Regions from separate parts of the Mus musculus genome. Here all the other regions are linked to region 3. Evidence: chromatin loops called from intact Hi-C (ENCODE). Cell type or tissue: left cerebral cortex. All regions are shown on one strand.

Region 1 (8,000 bases), 180 kb before region 3:
GAGGGGCCTAGGGAGCCCTCCCTATTCCCTTGAATACCATCAATAAAGTTTGTTGCACCCACTGAAATGGAAATAAATGCTACTGGAAACCCAAGATGTATCAAGGACTGTTTAAAATACAGATTACATACAATCTTATGTAAACAAAATTATATAATATTCAGCTCTCTTAGACTTATATGAAAATGTGATTTTTTTCTCCTAAGTAAATCACTCCATTGTTCCCTGCTGGAGGACTGCTCTGGCTTTTGGGGAATGGCTTTGGCATTGGATGAAGGCCAAAAGGCTGATGATCTCTGACCTTGTAAGAAACTTGACTCTTACTTTATAATTCTTTGTGCTTGAACAAGCACTGATCTCTGGTGATGAACATGTGCTGTCTAGCAGGAGGAGATTTATCTTTATGGCTCTCTTCTCTCTTACCCAGGAGACTTGCCTCTCCCTGGGCAGGCAAGAGGGAGGGTTGGAGCTATTAATTCCTTGTGAACCATGCAAAGAAAGTCATGCGTTTAGAAAGAAAAACTTGTTCCCAAGCAAAGATGCGCGCACACACATACATACATACACACACACACACACTTAAACACACACACACATATTCTTGTCAGGCCCAACCAACTGTCTCATCTACTCCATAGGTATTCATGCACACTTATATACACACACCTATACTTACACATGCACACACACACACACACACACACACATATTTGGTGGATGGAGCAAAAGCCCCCATAAATAAGTTCTACTAAGCAAGCACCAACACAGAAAAAAATCTTCACTCATTCTAGATGAAAAATAAGCTCCAGCCTTTATTGCTCAGAGAAAGCAAAAGCTTCTCTACCTTTTTATTGCTGAATGAAAAAAAAAAACCACCCTTGTATAAAAAAGCCCATTTGCTTATTGCCATTGTTCTTAGTTTTTATACTTTCCCAGGAAAAGAGATCACATGATTTTCAGGCATCTCTACATTGCATAAGTTCATTGTAAATCTCATAAGTTTCAGCAGGAATGTTTACATGAGATTCCATTAAGAATAATTATCTAATTAAACATTCATTATCTGTCACTAGCTTCACAAGTTCATTAAAAGTTTAAAACAGTAATTCTTATGTCATAAGTTACGATGGCTTTGTCAAGAGGCAAATTATCTGCCTAATGTCTCATTAGTTTTGGTGTTTTAAATACATAAATACAGTCAATATTTTATCTTTTGTCCTTGCATCTACAGTAAATTGTCCATTCCCAGTTTATGACCTATAGTTATCAGACAATGCTTTCACTGTTAACCTAGAAGGAATGTTTTCCCTGGTCATAAATTTGTTCCAAGCCTGCTTTATATCCTAGTGCAATTAGCCTGTGACACATGAAGGTTTATAAAGCCATAATTCATATTGTAGAGGGCTCAAAATTACTTATATAAATTTATGAGTTCTATAGAATCATTATTAGGAATTATGAAATTATCAATTTGTCTACATAGCATTGCTACAAGAGATTAAGTACATCTTCACTCATCGGCAGAAAATCTGCCCAGCATGGTGAGATGATGCCCAGGAATTATTATACTATTTTAATAATGACAGGAAAGGCATAACAGCTGCAAGAAGTGATTCTGAGATGAAGTCTCTTTGGGCCTTGCCTTTTAGAGTTTACCCATAGCAGTCCATGAAATGATATGGGCCATCTTCTGAAAGGTCACTTATATGCTTTTGACCTATTCTAGATGGATCCTGACAGTAGCCCCTTTCACATTTACTGAGGAGGCCTCACAGATGCTTTACATTATATTTGATATCACAGTGATGCCTTTATGTGTATGCACTGTCCCTTCCTATAACGCGTGCAGGTGCCACCTTGAAAAAGCCATGATGACTTTGGACATGAAGTTGTCCATTAAGATTGAGCCTGATGAGGATACAGATACACATTTCATTCTCTAAAAGGAAGTGAAACCCATCCAGGCCTGACATCTGCTCGGGACACTAGAACATCCAAAAAAAAAAAATTGAGGAGAGGGTGTTTGGTTGGCTGTCTTAGTACTTGGTTGACATGCCCCTCTCCATGGATGCCCTCTGTAAGCCAGTGGTTCTCAACCTGGCTGACACTGTGACTCTTTAATACAGTTCTTCATACTATGGTGATTCCCAGCCATGAAGTTATTTCTTTGCTACTTTGTAACTGGAATATTGCTACTGTTATGAATCTTAATATAAATTCCTGGTATGAAGGATATCTGATATCCAACCCCTGTGAAAGGGTTACTTGATCCCTAAAGGTACCATGACTCATAGGTTGAGAACTGCTAGCTTAGTTATAATAAAAACCTTTGGGTTCCATGTCTCAAATAGTGCATTCTTTATGGTAACCATGCAGTCTGACAGTCAGATCCTGGTTCTTGATAAGGGGTTAAGTTTCTACATGTACATTCATGGCATATACAGGATGCAATGTACTTCTGGTGTTTTGGTTTTATAAGAGCAGCTTAGGGAAATGTTTTTAAGCACCTAGGAGAATGGCAATGCCCAAAGATGCAGAAACATGGCTATTTTCTTGGAGGTGGTGTTGGGGGTTATATCTATGGCCTCAAGAGTGCCAGGCCAGCATTTTGCCAGTGAGCAACTTCCCAGACTGAAATGCAACATTAGCACAGGGCTCAGAACTCCAGCTGTGTTAACAGCACACTCACGGGTGAACTCCACATAAGTGGCTTCTTGCTCCAAAAAGAGAAGGTAAGAGGTGGCACTGTACAACTCTCTGCTCTCCTTGAAATCTTCAATTCTTGTGACAAATCACTACGTTAATGTTCACCTTCGCCTACCTCTTTAAAGAGCCAGTCGGCAATGTGTGTCTTGTAGCTTGAATTATTCCAAGAATCCTACTTCAAACCTCCTGAGGTTTGAAGCTGATGTCCAGCAGAGGAACACAGGGTCCTAGGTAGATGAAGGCTCTGTGTCAATAGGCTTCCCTACCAGGCCTGTCTTCTGCCTGATGACATTATTTCTTAAATGAAGGATAACTTGCTCATGAGTCCATTGGTGTATATTTAAGTATGCCCATTGGAACAGATGCCTCATTCTTATCTGATAAAACAAATCATGCTCAAGTCAGTATGTGACTCTATGGTTTCTGGTTATAGGGACCCTATTGAGAATGTCACAGTTAAACATTCAGGGCAGCAGTATCTGCAAAGCTATATACTTCTGCAGTGTTTTGGGGAAGGCTGTCAAGAGAAAATGCTGTGCAAATGCATCTTCTGCCTCAGGGAAGTGATTGGAAAGACAAAGTGAAGCTTCCCTGGATCATTTCCTGACAAGTGTCGGGGCACTAGGATTCGAATTTGGGTGTGCCACACAGGCACCTTGCACACAGAAAAGACAGGTGCATGCCTGGAATCCACTCCAGGAGGTTCAGTTAATTGATCTTTAACATAATTATCTCCATGGGACTATGCTGTGCAGGACCAATGGAGAAACGTAACGTCAGGTACAAAGCAGAGGAGTCAGCTTTAGCACTTTCAGAGCCGAGCAACAGTCCGTGTGGAGAGAAGAGCTGAGAAGTTTTCATCATGGATGGAATAATGGAGAATGCTAATGAGGACACACAGTGCTTCATTATCCAAACATGAAATGTGAGGCCTGGATGAATGCTTTAAGCAGAAGAAACGATATCCTTCCACTCACTTGGGGGAATGGGGTGTTCTGTATTGACTGTTGAGAGAAGAGAGCACCTGTGAAAAGGATTAGGCACCTCCAGGAAGGAGGGGAAAGGCAGAATGGGTTTGATAAGAGTGAGCCAAGGCCAGCTCTCTCATGTCACTATGCTGTGTAGGGGGCATTTCAGAGGACCATGGCAATGGGTAGACTCGGTGTCTAGGGAAGGAAGTCAGTAAACAGAGTATAACGCTAAGGCCTAGATTCCTGGGAGGACTTGTTTCCTTATGACCTACGAAAGGATGCTTTGAAATGTGCCCTCTCAGATGATGAGCTATATACTTCTGTGTACAGATAAATTGTGCCTCTAGGCACAGAGCCAATATACAATAGTTTTCTAAGGAAACAGAGACTATCACATTAAAACTGGATACTATGCCAGCCATCTGAAATTATCTATCACTCCTGTGTTCTTCTGTTGCAGCATCCCAGTGTTCTGAACTGGCTAGTCTGGGTGAGCAACTGTAATAAATTTAAAATCAGTAAGAAGGACCGTACTCCAGAGCCTGCAAGAATGTACCCAGAAAGAACCCAGCTTACAACCAGTGCTCCATGTATACGATCATGAGCCAAGTCCACATTTAAATATCAAATTGTCTTTCATAAATAATTTGTTTTCATAAACCAATTTTTGTACTAATAACAGAGATGAAATATTGTTTGTATAATTTTTCGTGTTTCTGCTCCATTTCCACTACCACATTCCATTGGTTGGAGACCCAAAGGAACATACTGAGAACATCGAGTGAGTCTCCCCTCCAAGGGAGGCACAGGCCAGTGTCTGTATCCCACCCAGGCCCTCAGCAAGAGGTTTCCTTCATGCTGCATCAAATCTGGCATCAAAACATCTGCTAGCATCCCCTCCAAAATAACGTGTCTCCCCATCTAATTAACAGCTCTCTCTCTAAGGTTGACCGCAGTCTTAGGATGACAGCAGTGGGGTTCTGTGCCCACAGCATTGCATTCCAGAAAGCTCACCCCTGTATTTAAATGGGGAGAAACTCCAGTTCCATGGCTTATCTACTTTAGAGTTAATGACTGCCTACTAAGCTAATAGCTATTTTCATTGCAGCAGATGAGACCCCGTGCACTAAGATCTAGAAACAGCTGGTCTGGTCTGTTAGTCAAGACTTTCCTACCCCTGTGTCTGTGGGTGCTTGCACTACCCCCAACACATACACACAAAGACAAGGCAGGGTAAAACACCATATGTCTGTCTCCTCAGGCTCTCCTGTGATTGGATGTGGCAAGAAGCCAGATGAGTGGTATGTGGGAGGAAGGGTTCTCTTGAAACTTAATTTACCGAGAAAGAACAGCAGGTGCAGTTCTTGGGATGCATCTAACTTCCTGCTCCCTCTGCTTGGTATTTTACCAGATGAAGTGGTTGGATCTGCAGTAGTCTCTCACAACTGTGTGGAAAGCGAGTAGACCCCTGGAGGAACCAACCCCAACATCACTAACACATTGGACCATGGGCAGGATCCATTCTTCTGAATGTTTTTATGCAAAGCAACTGATTCCCATTTGTTCAAGCTTCTGTATTTTGGCTTTCTCTTTCTCCCAGCCAAATTTAAGGCTGACTCATATTTGGGAAGCCCAGGTGACTCAGCAAACAGCCTTGCCTGTGTCATAGCGGGAGCTCCATGCAGCTTTTCTGAGAGTGTTTGTAAATTAAATGAACAAGTTGAGACCACATATAAAAGCAATGTATATGGTGTACCTTAAATAGTCTGGCAAACCAATAAGAAAAGAAATTCAGAACAATAAAAAAAGTCACCCTTCATCTAGAGGCAGAAATACCAAGATAGATTTATATGGTAGATGTCTACCATTGTATCATAAGACCAACTAAAAGGGACCTTATGAAGGTAGTTATAGAGAGAAGCACAAAAGGGACACTGTGAATTGGCTCAGTGCCCGAAGGGCTGAAGGATGAGAAATAAAGGCGATGAAATGAAGAAGACATTCAAGAAATGACCACTTGGTACACTCTAAAAATATATCCAAAGGTGGCCGTGGATACACCACGTTCACTACTTGGCTACTATGTGGGAGGTGCTGGCTTCAACTCCATCAGAGTCCAAACCAGACCAAATGAAACCAAAGAGCTAGACAATCAAAAAAAAATACACCCCTCCTTCAAGGAGCATTTTATATAATTATGGGTTGCAAGCTCCGATGGGGGATCTGGATTGAGTTCAGTGTGGGTGTACCCGCCTGGTACCTGATGTGCATCTTCTCTATTTACCAGTATTTATTTTAACTTTATGAGACTGTTCTATAATCACACTGTTTCTCTCTTCCCTTTTCTCTCTTCAAACCCTCCAATACACCCCTCCTTGTTCTCTTTCCAATTCATGACCTATTTTTTCCCATGAATTATTGTTACATACATATATGTATATGCATATATGCCCCTAAATACATAAATACAACCTGCCCCGTCTGTATAATGCTATATGTATATATGTTTTCAGGACTGGACCATTTGGTACTGGATAACCAATCCTTGTGCTCTTCTCTGGGGAAGACTATTTGTCCTGTGCTCAGAATATCTTAAGATAGTGAAGACCAAAGGGTTGTGGACTTTGATGTAAGATTGTGTCTACTAGGAATGTTGGAAGCACCCTATCATTGCCTGTTGCTACTCAGTGGTGACTCTTCCACCCACTGGAAGCCCATGACAGTGACTATGGCACAAAAGGTGTGATAAAACTTAAGAGTTTAATATTATATTATCACGGATGAGAGTCTCCTCAAGCCACATGAGGAGAGATGACAGAGAGGAAAACCCAAGTTGAGATGAGGTCTAGACTACTGTGAGGCATCCATGAGCTAAGGAGTACAAGAAGTTACTAGAACCCACAGAAGGTAAAATAAGGGCCTATGCTTCGGTCTCTGGAGGAAAGGTCTCACTAACTACACATTGACCTTGTCTTGTGAGAAAAAAAACCTGCCTTTGCCACCAAATTTGCAGCACGGTGTCCTGATGCTGTCCTATGATCAAGGCAGAGAATCTGAAGATGAAAAGGAAGAAGAGGAAAGGATCTCAAACAGATGAAAGACAAACAAGTGGTCTGGATGTGACAGGAATGACTGATATGGGAGTGTGTGCATATTTGTGCGCATATGTGTTTGTGCATGTGTGTTTGTGTGAATGTGCACATGTGTGATTGTGCATGTGCATATGAGTGTATATGTGTCTGTGCACTGTGTGCACATGTGTGTTTGTGCATGTGTGCACATGTGTGTTTATGTATCCATGCATATGCATGGGTGTGTGAGTGTGTGTTGTTTATCATGACACTGGTTGCCATATTCACCAAATGAAGGCTTTTCTCTAAGTAGAAAGCCTTGTTTCTCAAGCGCAAGTGTGACTCAAGTTTGGAGTTTGGGACCAGTGACTATTAGAATGTGCAGAGATTGCCTTCTGATATAAGGCTTGCAGCCAGACTTTTCAAATGTCCCAATATCTGATCTTTGCATATTACAGAGGTCTAAGATGCAGATGTCCTTACTGACTTGGCCTTACCTGAATGTCTTCCATGGTTTTTCCTCTGTTCATTTAAAAGAAAACCTTTGATTCTGTCAAAAAAAAAATTAAACTGGTCTAAAAATTACTGTCAAAAAGAAGCCAGTAGGAGCTATTTGTGAAGGACCGGGTCCTAAGCAAAGATCAGACCACTGGGCTCCAGAGCAGAGATGGGCAGCTCTCAGCATAACTGTGAACATCAGGACCTGTCTTGGAGCCCTCTCTGGAACCCAGCTTTATCTCTCATTCTAAGAGATCTCAAGATCTGTAACCTGATGACTCCCAGTTCTTGGCCATCTGCTAAATTGGTAATGTCCACCCCAACTACAGCTGGACTCCTGAGCATATGAGAGGTTCTATCTTGACAATCTCAAATTGCTGAATGCTTCCCCCAAATTCACCCTGGTACATGTACATGATCCAGCCTCCACACCTGTCAGGCTCTGCAAGCTTCCAGCCTGCCTCCTGGCATTTTCCTGTGTCGTACATTATTGTCAGCTTTCATTGAGCATTCCTGGGGCTCTTCTGTTCCCACCTCCACACTCTGGCTTCTTAGATTTGCTTTACTCCTTTAGAATTCCAGCTAAGTGATTGTGTTGGCAAGTATGGTCGACACAATGCTATTAGTAAAATGCCCCACAAATCTGTGCTTCAGTCCTAGACACGGCTTCCTCTCATAACTCACTTGTGACCAGCTACCTGGCACAATTCTCTACCCAGTGGCTCTGTAAGATATTCTACAACACGGCCAAAAG
Region 2 (8,000 bases), 110 kb before region 3:
GTGCTGGCTGGCCTCCATTCGTCAGGTGGTACAGATCCAGTACACAGCGTAAAGCTGGAGACTATCACCTTTGCTCTCACTGCGGACAGAGGATGCTATTATACCTTGAGTTTCATAATGACCTCAAAGGCTCTTGTATTGAAGGATGGGTTTCAAAACAGCAGAGCACAGGTGAATGGGTAAAGAGCACTCTAACTTCATGAATAGATTAAACCACGGATTGGTTCAAGGGTGGATGGGCTGTTAGGGAGTGTGGCTTCTCAGAGTTAGCAGGTCACAGTGGGCGTGAGGGCATGTATTTGAAGATATACTTGTCCCCCAGACCCTTCTTCAGCGTCTCTTCTTCCTGACTACCAAGAAGTTAGTCATATGTATTCACCCCATGAACACCTACCCAGTTTCTCTCCCTCCACAGACGTCACATTGGTTATATCTCAAACTCCCTTTTTTTTTTTTTTAAGTCAGGATGCAGCTCAGCAATAAGAGGAATACACAGCATTCCAAGGCTCTGGTTCAATTCCATCACGCCCCAGAATTAAATGACCCCATCTATGGGCACAGTGCTCATCACACTGAAACTTGTATACCTAGTACATTTTATACTGTGGAGATATTTGTTGTGACTACCCCAAGACAGCAAAATAAAACATACATTTTTTTTTCTCATAAAAAAGGACACTGTTAGGAAGAACTCCAAATCGCCAACTCTCGTGTTTATGGATACACGTAAAGGGAATCAAATAGCTTTTAAAATGCTTTTAACTAATTAAATAGAACAGCTTCTTGAAATATCACTTATGAGCAAAGCACAAATTTGCCGCTGTAGCATTTTAAAAACTCTGCTTTTTAATGCTCATAGATCTGGCAGAAGACTGAGAAATTGAAGTGTTTTTCCCCCCAATACTCTGTAAAGAGAGATGTTGGGGGTGATTTATGCTTCTAATTATATGATGTCTCATACTAAAAGTAAGAGTCCTAAAAATTATAATCTATAATAAGATTCCAATGTATACCTTTGCTTCCAAAATTATATCACTACTCAGCAATCAGCAAAATGGTGTGTATACACTCACACACACACATATATGCATATATACATATACATACACACACACACACACACAATTATTCTGTGAACATTTTCTAATTGCTGCTAATGGCTAAGTGACTAATGACCCTGGTGGAGGAGGACAAGGCTCAGCAGCCCTTGCAGACCATGTCAAGGAGCAGCCAACAAATCCACCCTGGCAGCTCCGACCGATGCTAGGAAGAGCTCTGAAAGGCCAGTGGCTCCCACGAGGAAGGGTACTCACCTGCCAGAACAGGTGCTCCTTGGCCCCTGGTGTTGCAGACAGGTAGACACTCAGCACTATCGTATGAGATGAAGAGGTGAGGACGCTGGCGATGATGGCATCCCTCATGTTGAAGGGAAGCATGGTGTACACCACGAAGATGATGAAGAGGAAGAATGACACCTGTGGAGGGAAGAAAACAATGAAGCATCAGAAAATCCCGGGTTCAGTTATCATTAAAGGAGGCCGAAGACGACAACACCCTCATTTGAGAAACGACATCATCACAATATAGAGTCAAACAAATACACTGAATTATAACAAGCCTAGTGCAGGAAGCATTGGCGGTGGAAATGCGAGGACCCAAGGCTGAATCCCTGGAACCACGTAAATCTGGGTGTGGTAGTCACAGAGTCCTGTGGAAAGATAGGAAGCGGACACATAGAAGATATCCAAGAGCTTGCAGGGCAGCTAGACTCACGAGGGTCATTGAAACAAATGCTCAAACCCTGTGTCAGGGCGGAAGGAGAAAACCAACACCTGAGATTGTTCTCTTTCCGCCATATTTGTTGTAGCACATGCACAGATATGCATATACACAGATTAAAAGGGGGAGGGGAGAAAAAACTAGCTTGCCATTGTGATGGGGAAACGGTTTCTTGTGTGGGACTTCAAATTTTAGCAAACAAACTACCGCATACATGAGACTGAGCTTGGGGGCGCTTGTGTGAAAGAGCAAAGCCGGTCTCGCATCCCTGAGGCTTGGAGTCATTGCTTCTGAGTTACCAAAGGTGCTTGGGTGCAGATGGTCCCGCTGTAGTGGAACAGGTTAGTGCTCCCTGGCAAAGAGATTAAACATAGAATGACCCTCTGATCCTATGGTTCCACTCCTTAGAATGATATTTTAAATATATGCATGTACATTTTAATCATAGGATTTGCATATCAGTTAAAAGATGAGAACACAGATACCCAGCAGTGGGTGGATATCACCTGTCATATCTGCACACCAGAATGTGATTCACGAATAACGTGGATTAAAGCTTTGGTATATGATACAATGTGGAAGAGCCTCAAAGGCTCCACATTGTAAGATTCGCTTTATATAGACCATGTGTAGTTAGTAAATCCAGAGACAGGAAGCAGATGCTGATGACCTGGTTGGCAAGGTCTGTGAGCAGGCCTGTGGGGCAGTAGAAGCACAGAGATCGCACAGCAATTGTAGACTTCCCTTGGGTGATGGGAAGGCATTTGAGTTGGACAGAGATGTCCATTGCCCAATACTGAGAATGTACTGAATGTCTCTGTATTCTTCACTGTAAAATGGCTAACTTATATTTTATGAATTTCACTTTTATAAAAATCAATATGAAACCACTCAGAGAAATTTTGAGAATGGAAATGAAAATGCTTACTAGGTAATAAAATGAGAGCATTTTTTTTCATTGCAAATGAGCCAGAGACAGAGGAGCAAGAGAGAGAATATAAGCATGTGGTAACTATAGCAAGAGAGCCTGAGGTCATAGGCCTCAGGGGAGAGAAAGGCATGTGACTACAGTCATATACACCATGAGAAGAGGACACAGAGACCTGGTCAGCTGTGTGGGCATGGCCAGATCACCACAACTGTTATGGTGTGTGTTTTCTTTGAGTGTCCAAGTGTGAATGACCACCAGGCTCTGGTGACCACAGACTCAGGACAATGCAGCCCAGAGAGTGGTGGGCTTCATCTTCTCTTGCCCATTCTGCACATTTACAACATAAAGGTCTTGTCTACCTCCATGCTATGGTTCCAGGATGGCACTTTGCAAGCTGTCTTTGTATTACCATCACACTTGCAAGACTACACAGAAAACAAGACGTTTACAGCCTAAAAATAACTGAATTCCTAAAACGTGTCCTTTTATTTTCTTCAGGACATTCTAAGAAGGACATCCATTCATTCCTCAAAAAAAAAAGCATGGGTTCCTCTGAGGGGGCAGCATCTCCTACAGAATGAGGAGCGAAGGCTCGATCACAGCTCTGAGCCGTTACAACTGAGGGGATGAGTCTGCCATGCATGCCAGCTGTCTTCATGGCTGAGAGAAGGGCCACCCTTCCTACCCAGCCCCACTCTGAAGAGACAATGAAATGGGCTCTAAACATCTTCTCTATTTGCTGCAAGTTCTGTCATCGTGGAATGACAGCCAAGGAGAAAGCCATCGTGGGTGGGCAAAGTGACCAGAAGTCCTCGGGAAGCCTGAGTTTGGTGTGGGCCATCTGCTTCAAGCCCCCGCTTCCTCCCCTTCAAGCTATATTTATATGGGCTGTCAGGATAAAAAATGTGGGTGAGCAGATTAACATAGCCATACTTTTTCTAGCAAACATGTTTTTTTCTTTTGCCTCTTCAAAATAAAAGACTATGGAGATGTTGCTCTCGGCAGAGCACTAGCAGTCAGCATGACACACATTCCGTTTTTCCTGTTCTGTGTGTGGATGAGACCCAGCACTGCTTTCAGGGGCACTTTATGCAGTGAGCAATGATCTGTCCAGACAGAACAGGATTGCCTCCCTCAGGAAGCCTCCCTGAGGCCAGTATATGAAGAAAATGTTCAGGGAACCAATCACATTGTTTCAAGTCAGTTACTAACCTTTGCAAGCATTTACTGAGGGCTAACCTAGCACGATTACGTTTCCAAAGTTGAGGTAAGCAATTGCAACAAATCAAGCCCAGGGTTCCAGCATTGGTGCTTCAAGAGCTCAGGCAAAGACCCCTGTGTCACCCACCAGTGTGACTTGGCCAATGGAAGTCAAGTTTAAGGCTTCTCGGAGGAATGGCCTTTACACCTTATTAATCTCAATAGGTTTTCAGATCATTAGGTCTAGTTTCTAACTCCAAAGAGCACTGTATGTAAATGGCTCTGGCACATCTAAAAACATGTTGGGCAAAATGCTCCAGAAACTTCTCTTGCAGTCTCTAGGGTTTCCATGTTACCATGGGGACATGAGATTCCTCTTAGCTGTACTTTTCTCTCTGTGTGGGACAAGAGCCTCAAAATCAAAGCAAGATCACTGTTCTCAAGACTGCAGGAAAGGCAGGTGGCAGAGTATCTGAAGTGGCCATGTTCATGCCAGTAAAGGGGCCACAAGTACTCGTTCTCACTGAACCTCTGCAAGACACACACATCTTCCTGACTTTCGATTTCCACTCCTCTCTAGCTCTCAGAGCTTTTCTCTCTGCTCACTGACCTGTTCCTTTTGTACCCACCTCACTTTATCTGGTGATGGCCCAGTTTCCAATCACAAAGGCACATACCACCAAAGCTTATCCTTAGCCATGTTCTCTTCTGGCTTTGAACTTCCTGTGTACATTCCTGGTATCTGTCTGTTGTTCTGCCTGACATCCATGACACTGTCTCAGGGCCTTTCCACCTGGCAAGAATATAGCTTATATAACACACTCTCTCCCTCTTCTGACCTCTGACAGCTCAGTGAATCCTTTCTTGTTTGTATCCACTCAATTCCTGTCTCCATGTTTCAAGACAACCAGTTCAACTTCCTGTCACCATTTTCTTCTCGGTTAGGGGAAGTTTCATAAGTGTCTATGAAGCATAAACACAACTAGTGTGTCCTCTTAGAGTAGAAAAAATAAATGGTGCATGATATATCTTGTCACCTTTTCTCCCTGGCAGTCATAAAATGACAGTGTTGGAACTCCTCTAGTATATATCAGGAAGTGAGGATAGAAGGTCTCAGATGACTGTAGTTATGCAAACACCTGATTCGTATTTGTAGTATTATCTCCCAAGTCAATAAGCAGAGCTCAGCTGGTCTAAATCCATACCAAAGCTACATATCCCTCCTCTGTCCCATTAACGTTATATTTATAAAAGTGGATTACTTTTATATGATCAGTTTGCTTTTTAAAACAAATATTTTGTGGCACAAATCTATAGATGTGAATATATTGATTTCACTAGTTCACGACTAGTTCACTTATGGCATATGCTTTCCCTGAGTGCTGATCATTCCTAGCAAGGCAAGTACCCATGAACTGATTTTAATATGTGTCCTCTGATCGACCTTGCTTCAAAATTCTATTTTCCCTTATCCAGATAATACTGCAAAGCTTGTGCTTCTGAGTGTAGAGATCTATGGCTTTTCTTTCTTAGATGATGGCCTTCTCTGGTCTGCCCTAAGAACTCTGCAAGACATGACACATCTAGTGCTTCTCACCAACTTCACTCATCATGTTTATAGTTCCTATTTATAGATTAATGCCCCCCCTTACACAGTGAAGGATACTGGTACTTTAACAGCACACCTTGATTTACTAAGAGCCAAGACTGCAGTGTTCAGGGCTGCACCCGATGTGGGAACTGCTTCGTAAATTTTGTTGTCTTTACAAAATGTCTATTATATGTGTTAGTGTGACACAAGCTCATCTTCCTCAAAAGCACCTCACAAAATGCATTTCTAAACAGTTCACTGTCCTCTTTGGTATAATTAGCTTCACCATTAACTATAAACATGTTGATTTCTGAATTCACATTTTTTCTATTTAATGAATCAATTACAAAAAAACAAAAAACAAAAAAACAAAACCCTTCAGCTCTCTATTAGACAGACACTGGCCAGATTCTCATAGCAGGCAGCTGCAGTAAATCTGGGAGCAGCCCCTGCTCACAGAGAATGTAGGCTGCAGTACCTACCATGGCACCTTCTCTCTGATCCAATCCCTGTAATCCCTGAATCCTACATAAAAGACTTCCCAGGACTGCAGTCATGAAACTACTGTTAATCAACAAAAGGGAAGAAATGGCACAGGCTTTGTGCAGTCAGCCTGACAGTTGAGACTTTTTGGGATGCCTATGTACTTTGGGGTTTCCAGAAGTCAGCCCAGAGGGATTGTCACTTTCAAGTTCATGAGGAAACATGTTGCTTTAGGATATACCAGCTAAGGAGGCAAACAAACAAACAAACAAACAAAAAACAAAACAAAAAAAACCCTTATTCTGCCCAGTGCTTTGTGCTCCTAGCAATACAAGCTTGCAAAAAGGAATTTTGAAAAGGTAGGAGTGATAGGGGCGTCACCCTGTCTATCTGAGCAGAAGGAGCTAACTCTTCTTTCTGTGGATTAAGACTGACTCTTGCCAGTCTGGAGAGATCTAGACTTGGAAAACTAGAAGCATCATTGACTTAACTACTTAGAGTCATATGCTAAGTGTGTCAGCTTCTTTTATCTGTCAAAACAAATTACCACATGTTCAGTGACTCAAAATGTCAACAAAAAAAGTTACTCTTATTGTTGAAAATCAAAAAGTTTAAAATGTAGGTGCCAGCAGGGCTGGGTTCTTCCAGGGAGATTATGGGAAGAGCTGCTAAGTATATGCTCTTCGAACTCTTCCAGCACTGGACGACTTGGGCATTCACTTGCTAGAAGACATGCCATTCTAGTCTCAGTGGCATTATTCCAGGGTATCTCTCCTGCTATCTGTGGGTGTCTTTACCTGGCATCTTCTCTTTGCATCTTTGTAATACTTTTATTTTTTTTCTTTCCATTTTTTATTAGGTATTTAGCTCATTTACATTTCCAATGCTATACCAAAAGTCCCCCATACCCACCCACCCCTACTCCCCTACCCGCCCACTCCCCCTTTTTGGCCCTGGCGTTCCCCTGTTCTGGGGCATATAAAGTTTGTGTGTCCAATGGGCCTCTCTTTCCAGTGATGGCCGACTAGGCCATCTTTTGATACATATGCAGCTAGAGTCAAGAGCTCCGGGGTACTGGTTAGTTCATAATGTTGATCCACCTATAGGGTTGCAGATCCCTTTAGCTCCTTGGGTACTTTCTCTAGCTCCTCCATTGGGAGCCCTGTGATCCATCCATTAGCTGACTGTGGGCATCCACTTCTGTGTTTGCTAGGCCCCGGCATAGTCTCACAAGAGACAGCTACATCTGGGTCCTTTCGATAAAATCTTGCTAGTGTATGCAATGGTGTCAGCGTTTGGATGCTGATTATGGGGTGGATCCCTGGATAAGGCAGTCTCTACATGGTCCACCCTTTAATCTCAGCTCCAAACTTTGTCTCTGTAACTCCTTCCAAGGGTGTTTTGTTCCCACTTCTAAGGAGGGGCATAGTGTCCACACTTCAGTCTTCATTTTTCTTGAGTTTCATGTGTTTAGGAAATTGTATCTTATATCTTGGGTATCCTAGGTTTTGGGCTAATATCCACTTATCAGTGAGTACATATTGTGTGAGTTCCTTTGTGAATGTGTTACCTCACTCAGGATGATGCCCTCCAGGTCCATCCATTTGGCTAGGAATTTCATAAATTCATTCTTTTTAATAGCTGAGTAGTACTCCATTGTGTAGATGTACCACATTTTCTGTATCCATTCCTCTGTTGAGGGGCATCTGGGTTCTTTCCAGCTTCTGGCTATTATAAATAATGCTGCTATGAACATAGTGGAACATGTGTCCTTCTTACCAGTTGGGGCATCTTCTGGATATATGCCCAGGAGAGGTATTGCTGGATCCTCCGGTAGTACTATGTCCAATTTTCTGAGGAACCGCCAGACGGATTTCCAGAGTGGTTGTACAAGCCTGCAATCCCACCAACAATGGAGGAGTGTTCCTCTTTCTCCACATCCTCGCCAGCATCTGCTGTCACCTGAATTTTTGATCTTAGACATTCTGACTGGTGTGAGGTGGAATCTTAGGGTTG
Region 3 (8,000 bases):
AAAGTTTAAGTGTCAATTAAGACAATACTAAATCAAAAGACATGATTATTTTCCCTCTTTATTTACTTTCATTTATACCTTGATACAAGGCTTCCTGTAGCTCACACTAACCTGGGACTCACAGTGCACTGAGAATGACCTTGTATTTCCTGATACTCTTCCTCATGTCTGCAGCCCTGGATTCCAGGAATATAACTCAATGACTGTTGAATATGGTGTTGTGGTTGGAACCACCCAGAGCTTCCTTGCTGCGCAAGTCTTTCACCTACTAAGCTATATCCCTAGTCCCCCACCCTTTTCATTTTGAATATAAATCCAAGACCAACTCACATAAAGAAAGCAGGAAGATTTCCATGTACTTGGAATACCCTGGGATCATTTTGTGACCCAAATCTACTAGAAGATAGGAGCTGTGTATAAGAAAACTGTCACCCGTTTTGTCACTGTGAGAACTCATGAAAGAGAGACGGAAATCAAAACCAGACAGATGCATGGGAATGAAAGAAACTATCCAAGAGTTTAGGCAGAAAAAAAATCCTAGATCTATTTCACTGTTGAATCACATGAGGGTTTAGCTATTCCAGAGGGTGCTCCAAGATGAGACCCCTCAGAAGTCAATGCCTGCTCAGTCTGAAGTAAGACCGCATCTCCATCCACATAAGCATGGCTCTAACTCAACCACATCTAACTTAACCACATCTCTGGTGCTCCTACCTTAACTGTCTTTGAAGATCTGGACGGGGTGGGGGGGGGTCCTGTTTGAAAGTGGAGATACTGCCTACAATTTTTCAAGAAACAAAAGAGAGATAAGTCTTTGTGAACCTAGGGGTCACACAGTCTCTGCTCCTGTGTTGAGGTATTGGAAGACAGTGCCCACATCCCTCAGGCCTTTCTCCTTTCATAGAACGCTGGAGCCCTGTTCCTCACCAGAAGGTAACCTTTGGACTAGATCCAGGCATCCTCCCTGGAACATGTCTGCAGTTTACACTGAAAATTTACATAGTGGGCACGAAGCCAACCAGGAGCATGGAGGAACAGACTCCATTTCATGTCGTGTGTGGATCTTGCTCTGGGTGACAGCCAAGTTAAGGAAATACCAACTCTGGTTACAATGATTTAGCTGAATGAAGACAGGTGTGGAAATGATGAGCATACTAAGGAAATACAATGATGCCCCTTAAAATGGCATGAGGCCCTAGCCCTAGCAGAAGAGCTGTTGGCTGCTGATGGCTTCTGCAAGAAAGGGTGGTTTCCCATGCACCAATGTATAATCTCACTGCTATGCACACATGGACGGCACAAATGGACCCCAGGTTTTTGTTATTTTGTTTTGCTTTGTCTTTTGGTATTAAAGAAGAGAGGGAGATAGACTCTGGAGAGATTGAGGGAGTGGAGTGAAGTCGGATGTGATTAAATACATTGTATATGGTATTTATCTATGAAGGTTTCAAAGACTTTTTAAAGGCTATCTTTCCAACATTTCAACTAAGCAAAACAGAACATAAAAGAGACTCTTTAGGGACAAATGGGAAGAACAAAGGCAACTTAGAAAAGGGAGCCTTAAGTCCCTTAAGTTCTCCTGGCATGAATTTCTCACGGACCCATTCAAGAGTACCTAATTCAACGTGGTTGAAGTTGGAGCGTTCTAACCTGGAAAACAAAGTAGTGTGCCTGGGGAACACGAACTTCGCACTTGTCTCCCTAGACTAATGGCACTATAAATAGGCCATCACCTGCTCCTCTCCGTTTAGGAAGGAACCAGCCAGAAGGATTTGAATTACTCACAAACAGAAACACTTAGGAGGAACACGTTTCCAAAGGACAACTGTGATGTTTTCTTGCCAGCAATGTGAAAGTGAGGTGAGGTCTTTAAAGACTGTTGGCCCCGCCCGTGATCCCGCCCCCCTTCCCCAAATCTCTCTTTAAGTTCTTTTTGGTCTTATAAGTAGGGACAAGCAAGTGCGGCAGGGGTGGGGCTGTCGTCTTCTCACACCTAGGCTACCAGGATCAAAGGAGCTCCCTGCTTGGCCTGCTACTGGAGAGGGCCAGTGACGTCATAGTCTGCCACGTTGGATTATCTTTCCTTACCTCATGGAACTCAATCAGAAAACAGGACCCACGCTCGTGGGGGACATTTAAAAAATTGTACCGTGACTGAAACTTTTTCCTCCCGATTCATAATGTGAGCGCCATATGGTTCGGATATATAAAACGAATTGTCAAATACCTAACAGAGTTTCTGTGTCCTTGAGGCAGCGTGAGCTGAATCTGCTTGAGACTGGTGAAAACAGGCATGTCTTTACATTCTAAGCTCTGGGAACACCGTTCAGCAGAAACATCCCGCATTATCCTCTAACCACACAACTCACGAGCTGATCCAGGCCTCGGACAAGACAGTCTGCACAGGCAAATCATGGTCAGGGGGAAAAGTTTGAACCACACTGAAGAGAAGGGAGCGCTAAGAGGAAGTTACCGCCATCTACAGATTTCCTTACAGGGCTCCAGGGAGCCAGCCTGAGATTCCTGACTGAAAATTATGAACCAGAAAAACTGACATCAGCTATTGAGCTGCGTTAATGCTTCTAGCCGTGAAAACATGCTTTAACCATCAGCAGGGAACCATGATCGAGTCCTGCACTTCTCTAAAAAGGGGAAAGCAGCGAGGGTCCCTTCCATTTTTAGCTCACTTATAGTCTCTGGAGATGAGGCTTGGGCATCTGCTCAACACTCCATCACTTTCTCTCTACATGGCTAAACACGAAAAGATTCAAAAGCCAAGATGCACAACATTATCTGGTTTTCATTTTCGCTGTCATGAACTGCTTTCCCAAAGCACCTTGTTTTTTAAGAGTTAAATGATGCCCAGACCAAACTCAGAGAGGAGAGCCGGGGGCGTTCCGCGGACAGGGATGGGAGGCAGCTAGCGCGCCAAGGAAGCCTGAGGACTGCCTCTGCTGCGGGCAGCGGCGCCGGGAGAAAGCGCAGAGTTGGCCACGGGGCGCAGAGATGCTGAACCCACACGCCCTGCCCGTCCACCTGGAGCAAGCCCTGGCAACTTTATTTTGGGCAAAGCCTTCCAAGGAAACTTTTCCTCTGTCCACAGCTCTCGCCCTAGCCAGGCCGGCCTCGGGCAGGGCACAGGGGTGAGGAGCAGCCTGGGGCGGGACACGGTCGCCTGCGCGGTCCCCTCGGAGCCACGGGGAGGCCACTCACCAGCCCGAGCGCGAAGAAGACGGCGAGCAGGGCGAGGCAGGCGCCCATGACGATGAGCAGCAGGAAGACGATGAGAGGGTGCTGCTGGCTCATGCAGTAGTAGGACTCGTAGAGCCAGTCCCGGGACCGCTGCAGCCCCTCGCCGCCGCCCGCCGCCGCTGCTGCCGCCGCCTCGGCGCGGTCCCGCAGGTAGCGGCGCCGCCGCATCGCCTCCTGCCACATCGGGGCGGCTCGCGGGGCGCCCGCTGTGCGCGCCCTGCCCGGGCAGCGCCGCTCTGTGGTCACCTACCGCCTGCCGCCCCCGCGCTTCGCGACCCGCCGGCTGCCCGCCCGGAGCTGTGCTCAGGGGCCTCGGGCGCGGGCGGAGCTCGGAGCCCCGGGCTGGGCGCGCTGACGCGCGGGCGGGGGCCGGGGGCGGCCTCAGGGCAGCTCCCGGGCGCCGCCGCCGCCACCACCGCTCGCGAGGGCGGGAGCCACCCGGCCCCTCGGCCCGCCTCGCCCCACCCCGCGCGCAGCGCACCGGCCTCCGCGCAGGGGCGGCGCCGGCCCGCGCCCACCACCGCCCCCCGACGGCCAGGCTGGGCTCCAGAGAAAGCTTCAGACCGAGTCCTTGCCCTCCAGCCTGTCGCAGGCTGCACAGTGGGGCGCCTCCTCCTCTCGCTTTTGGACTCCAGCCAGGCAGATTGGGGCTTCAGCCTTGTTCTCCACTACAGCAGAGAACAGCCTGAGGGCTACTGTTGGGCTCCTGGAGTCTCCCACCTGACTGCCAGAGTCCCCACTGCCTCTCCATGATCTCACAAGGCAGCAGTGTAAAAGGCTGCCATGCTTTAATACCCCCCAGCCTGGAGAGGGGGTCCCATATCCCTGACCACCCCTCTTTAGTATGCCTACTTAGCAAAATGTGGCTTCTTTCTCACTTTCTCTATTGTAATTTGACTCCCAGTACAGAGCAGGAGTTAGGACCCTCCAGGACTTGTGGGAGTCCTTTTGAAAGAATGGCCCCCACGAACTCAATTACACAGTGACTGGAGACACCTGTGGTCCTCAGGCAGCGGGCCTCTCCTTTTCTCTGCCTTTGCTCTCCGCGCCTTAGAAGTACCCTATGGACCTCTGTGTTTGGCATCGCAGATCTCCCCAGAACCCTTTCAGTCAGACAGGGATGGCACAGAAGTTGGAGCAAGGAATGAGAATCATCCTCTGTGGGCAAGGTTGGCTTGGGAATCACTCATCCCATGCCGCTTGACACTCTCGGGGACCAAATGCACGAAGCATGACAGACCTAGCTAGATCCTCGTGGACAGGCTGGGCAGGCATTTCGTGGTTGTGACCTCAACCTTTGTTCTTTCTAGATGACAGGACTAACCACTGACCTTCAAAAGACTGCTTCTAGAAGGTTCCTATTTTCCTGTCCTTCCATCCAAAGAACCCACAAGCCATTTTTCTCCCCCAAATCATTTTCTAAGGAGTCCAAAACACAACACCGCCTCAAGAGCTATTCCACATTCTCTGTCAGCCCGGAACTGCCTTAGACCTTTGCATGTTCCCTGACAGCAGCCTGCCTACCTGAGTTGCAAGCCAGCCAGCATGAACAGGTAAGCTGAATAACTGTGTGACTCTCAAATGCTGGACCTAGGCCATGCACAGAGTCTCAGACCCAGGGATTTCCAGGGATTTTATTTTTGGACCCAGAGAGTGAAGACACAGCTGTGTTCTCAACCTCGATAGAGGGCAAGGATGGAGTTAATGGGAGAGTTGACTTGAAATCCAGGACATCCCAGCTTTCCTCACCCAGTCCTGGAGGAAATCACGATGGATCCCTAATAGTGAAACCAAGCTTGTCATGGAGCCTCCCTGCCCTGCTTGACCTCTGATAAACAAAACCTCACCCTTTACCAGACATTTCTATGGAGCCTCAACTTCTCCTGCAGGCTCAAACCCTCTGATTGACTGGGCCCTTTCTTCTGAACCAGCAACCATAAATTTTAAGGTTGTATAGGTGTTTAGACATCCCGAAAGCAAGCCTCAACAACAAATAGCACTAATGAATAGAACTTATAAATAGCCAGGGCTGATCCACTCGCAGGAAACATGGCTAAGTAGGCTGTGCAGATTCTATGTGCAGGACTGTCTAGGTTAGGCAGAATTGTGCATTTCCAGTCCCTCCCTGCTAGGGAAGTTCTGTTACTCACCTCCTCTCCAGCTCCCATTTCCTCACTGCTAGCACTAAGAAGCATTCTCCTTCACCCACACGAGAAGGAAGAAAAGACAATCAGTGATCTAAGTATAAAGGGTGGGGAAGTGTAAGACCTATGAGGGAACAGCAATGCTTAAGTACTTTCTTTTCTCTAGCAGAAAAGAAAAATGTATTTTAACATCCGTTGTCCATCCATGACATATGTGGTAAGAAACTGCAGCTCAAGAGATTTTGTTAAAGTAATCTTAAAATATTTTGTAAAAGTGAAATAAAGACAAAAATCTAACTGGAAAGACCCTGCATGTGCCTTTAGGGGGTGTTTAGTGTCCCACTCTTCCATTTAATTAAACAAATATTTATTTTGTGCCTACCATACATGCACTAAATGCTGATGGGGGGGGGGAGTATAGACAGCCTGGGGCCATTGGAGGTGTTCCCTGTGTCCTTAGAAAGACAGAGACCCATGGAAGCAACCAGGAATAAAACCCAGTGTTCCTCTCTGCTTTGCTCTCCCTCTCCCTCAATGGAGTCACCACACACCAGTCTTTGGAAGGAAGCACCATGGCAGTTAAGGTGGTGTCTGCCTCCTCTGTGGTCGCATCAGGACTTGTTGTTCTGTTTCGTTTGGGGTGTTTATTTTTTATGAGAGCCTCTGTCAATGTTTCACATGCAATACTAAAAAGAAAAAAAGTGAACTATTTAAAATGATTGTTATTCTGTCAGTGTTTTGGTATCCATGGGACCAAGAATCTTTTACAAAGTTTGCAACAGTTCTTATTTTTGAAAGGGAGGCAAAAGAAGAGGAAAGATAACCCCTAAGCGGTGTGAGACAAAATGAGAAATAACCTTTAGTAGAAAGCCAAGACATGAAATATAGGCTTGTGACAATAAAGGGACCCTAAGGAGTCCTCTAGCTCATCTCTGCGCCTTCAGGTGTCAGCACTGCTGCAAAGCAGTAAGGCATATGGAGCAAGGGGGCTTGCCCATAAATGTACCCTGCATCAATTTGTGACAAAATGCACAAAGAAATCAACTATGGAGGCTCTAACTAGGCCTGTGGGAGGAAAAGAACATTTGAAAACGTCATCTTTCCTGCAACGCTAGAGGGCACCCTTCTATCTTGCTAGGGAGAAGCAGCAGGCAGGCTCTCTGGGGAGGGGCTTAAGTACTTGGTGCAAGGTTTTGTTACCTTCACTTTGAATTCTTAATAGTTTTCAAAAAGGAGCCTTGCACACTGTAGATGGTTCTACAAATTAGAAAGCCAGTTCTCCTAGCAAGTTGTATCCAAAAGGTTTCCTATCTTCGCCTGTAACTGGAGCCTCTGAATTGTCTGGCTGCAGGCAAGTTTTTTCTGTGCAAGACTCTGCCCATGCCTCCTGATCAGACCTCCCATACCCTATGCCCCATCTCATTGACTGAAAACAAAGTTATCACACTGCAGGGCAGGTTTACGCACAAGTGAGTTTTACTTTAAATGAACCCATCTCTTCGTTCCTGTTTCAGATCCAGTTGGATTAGTTCAGTCAATAAGGGTGTTGTCATACTCCTCCCAATGTCCACAGAGTCCACAATGATTAAATAAAGGCAAGCCAGGAAGCACACCAAGGACAGAGGTGGACACGTGCCAGCCAACACAGGAATACAGGTGAGAGGAGCGTAGTGCTTGCCTGTGTGTTCATCTTTCTCTCTGGCAAGTATGTTACTAAAATACACATATAAAAAGGATGAATGGTCTGCCAAAATTTTCATTATCACCGTGGAATATGTTTTATGTTCTCAGCTAACATTTACATTTTTATTGAATCAGACACTTTTCTTTGCTGTGGCAAAAATCACTGAGACATCTTTAAGGGAAGGATTGATTTAGGGGCATGAATTTAGAAATCTGGTTCACGGTCACTTAGCACTGTGCATGGTTCAATAGAAAGGAGAGGAGAAGGAAGTGGCTCACAATGATAGACAAGTGGAGAGATCGGGTAGGAGTGGAGAGATGGGAATGGATTTGGGGATGAAGATAAAGAGATCAAGGAATGAATTCACTGATAAAGTTTGAGCTTTTTAATGTTTAATATTGATTGTCAATTTGACAGATTCCAAAGTCACCCAAGACAAACCTCTAGGTCTGACTATAAGGGAGTTTCTAGTGGAGTTTATTAAGTGGACAGTATCATTTCAAGGGCTGAGGTCCTGGGAAGAATACAAAGGAGAAACCATCACTAACCTCTCTGCTTCTGGCTGGATACAATGTAATCAGCCACTGAGCTCCTACTGCATGATAGACTCTGTCTTTGAACTGTGTGCTACAATAAACCGTCTTTCATTACATTGCTTTTGTTGGTTATTTCGTAGCAGCAAGGAAGAAAGCAACTAAAATAGACCCACATGATCCTACTAGTGCCTCCCGCTGAGAACCAAGACCAGAGCCTTGGCAAGGATGTGTGGGGAGTATGATCCTCCAAATTAGAGCACTAAATACATTAAAAATTGTTAGGGAATATTCTAGAAACATCCTAAGATTCAAGTATAATATACTGAGAGATTATAGCACTGTGCTACACAATGCTATGGCATTGTTTAAGAGTATTTCTCTCCA

What was found. Peaks named below come from ENCODE experiments on the same cell type or tissue, not always from the same donor. Only the 100,000 strongest peaks of a DNase experiment are listed, where the experiment ranks them.
Region 1: it touches region 3 in a loop (5-fold over the local background); 2 of 42 quality-filtered maps call a loop at or near these places.
Region 2: it touches region 3 in a loop (3-fold over the local background); 2 of 42 quality-filtered maps call a loop at or near these places.

What each region holds. Positions count from the first base shown.
Region 1 is chr13:68,810,974-68,818,973 of GRCm38, forward strand. All of the region lies in intron 3 of Adcy2 (adenylate cyclase 2), which reads right to left. Among named protein-coding and RNA genes, the nearest start is that of Adcy2, 180 kb to the right of the region's middle. In left cerebral cortex, no CTCF peak of the experiment used is centred here; DNase peaks (open chromatin) are centred at 4,971, 5,282, 5,769 and 7,791; H3K27ac peaks cover 3,179 bases.
Region 2 is chr13:68,886,646-68,894,645 of GRCm38, forward strand. It overlaps Adcy2 (adenylate cyclase 2), which reads right to left. Exons shown (of 25, transcript NM_153534.2): 3 at 1,314-1,475. Among named protein-coding and RNA genes, the nearest start is that of Adcy2, 110 kb to the right of the region's middle. In left cerebral cortex, no CTCF peak of the experiment used is centred here; DNase peaks (open chromatin) are centred at 3,519 and 4,250; H3K27ac peaks cover 2,452 bases.
Region 3 is chr13:68,995,861-69,003,860 of GRCm38, forward strand. It overlaps Adcy2 (adenylate cyclase 2), which reads right to left and starts at 3,681. Exons shown (of 25, transcript NM_153534.2): 1 at 3,214-3,681. The coding sequence starts at 3,435. Gm35161 (a long non-coding RNA gene) reads left to right here and starts at 3,685. Exons shown (of 5, transcript XR_873632.3): 1 at 3,685-4,805; 2 at 6,911-7,052. In left cerebral cortex, CTCF peaks have their summits at 3,809 and 6,508 (motif pointing right); DNase peaks (open chromatin) are centred at 1,044, 1,775, 2,159, 2,427 and 6 more places; H3K4me3 peaks cover 3,231 bases; H3K27ac peaks cover 4,605 bases.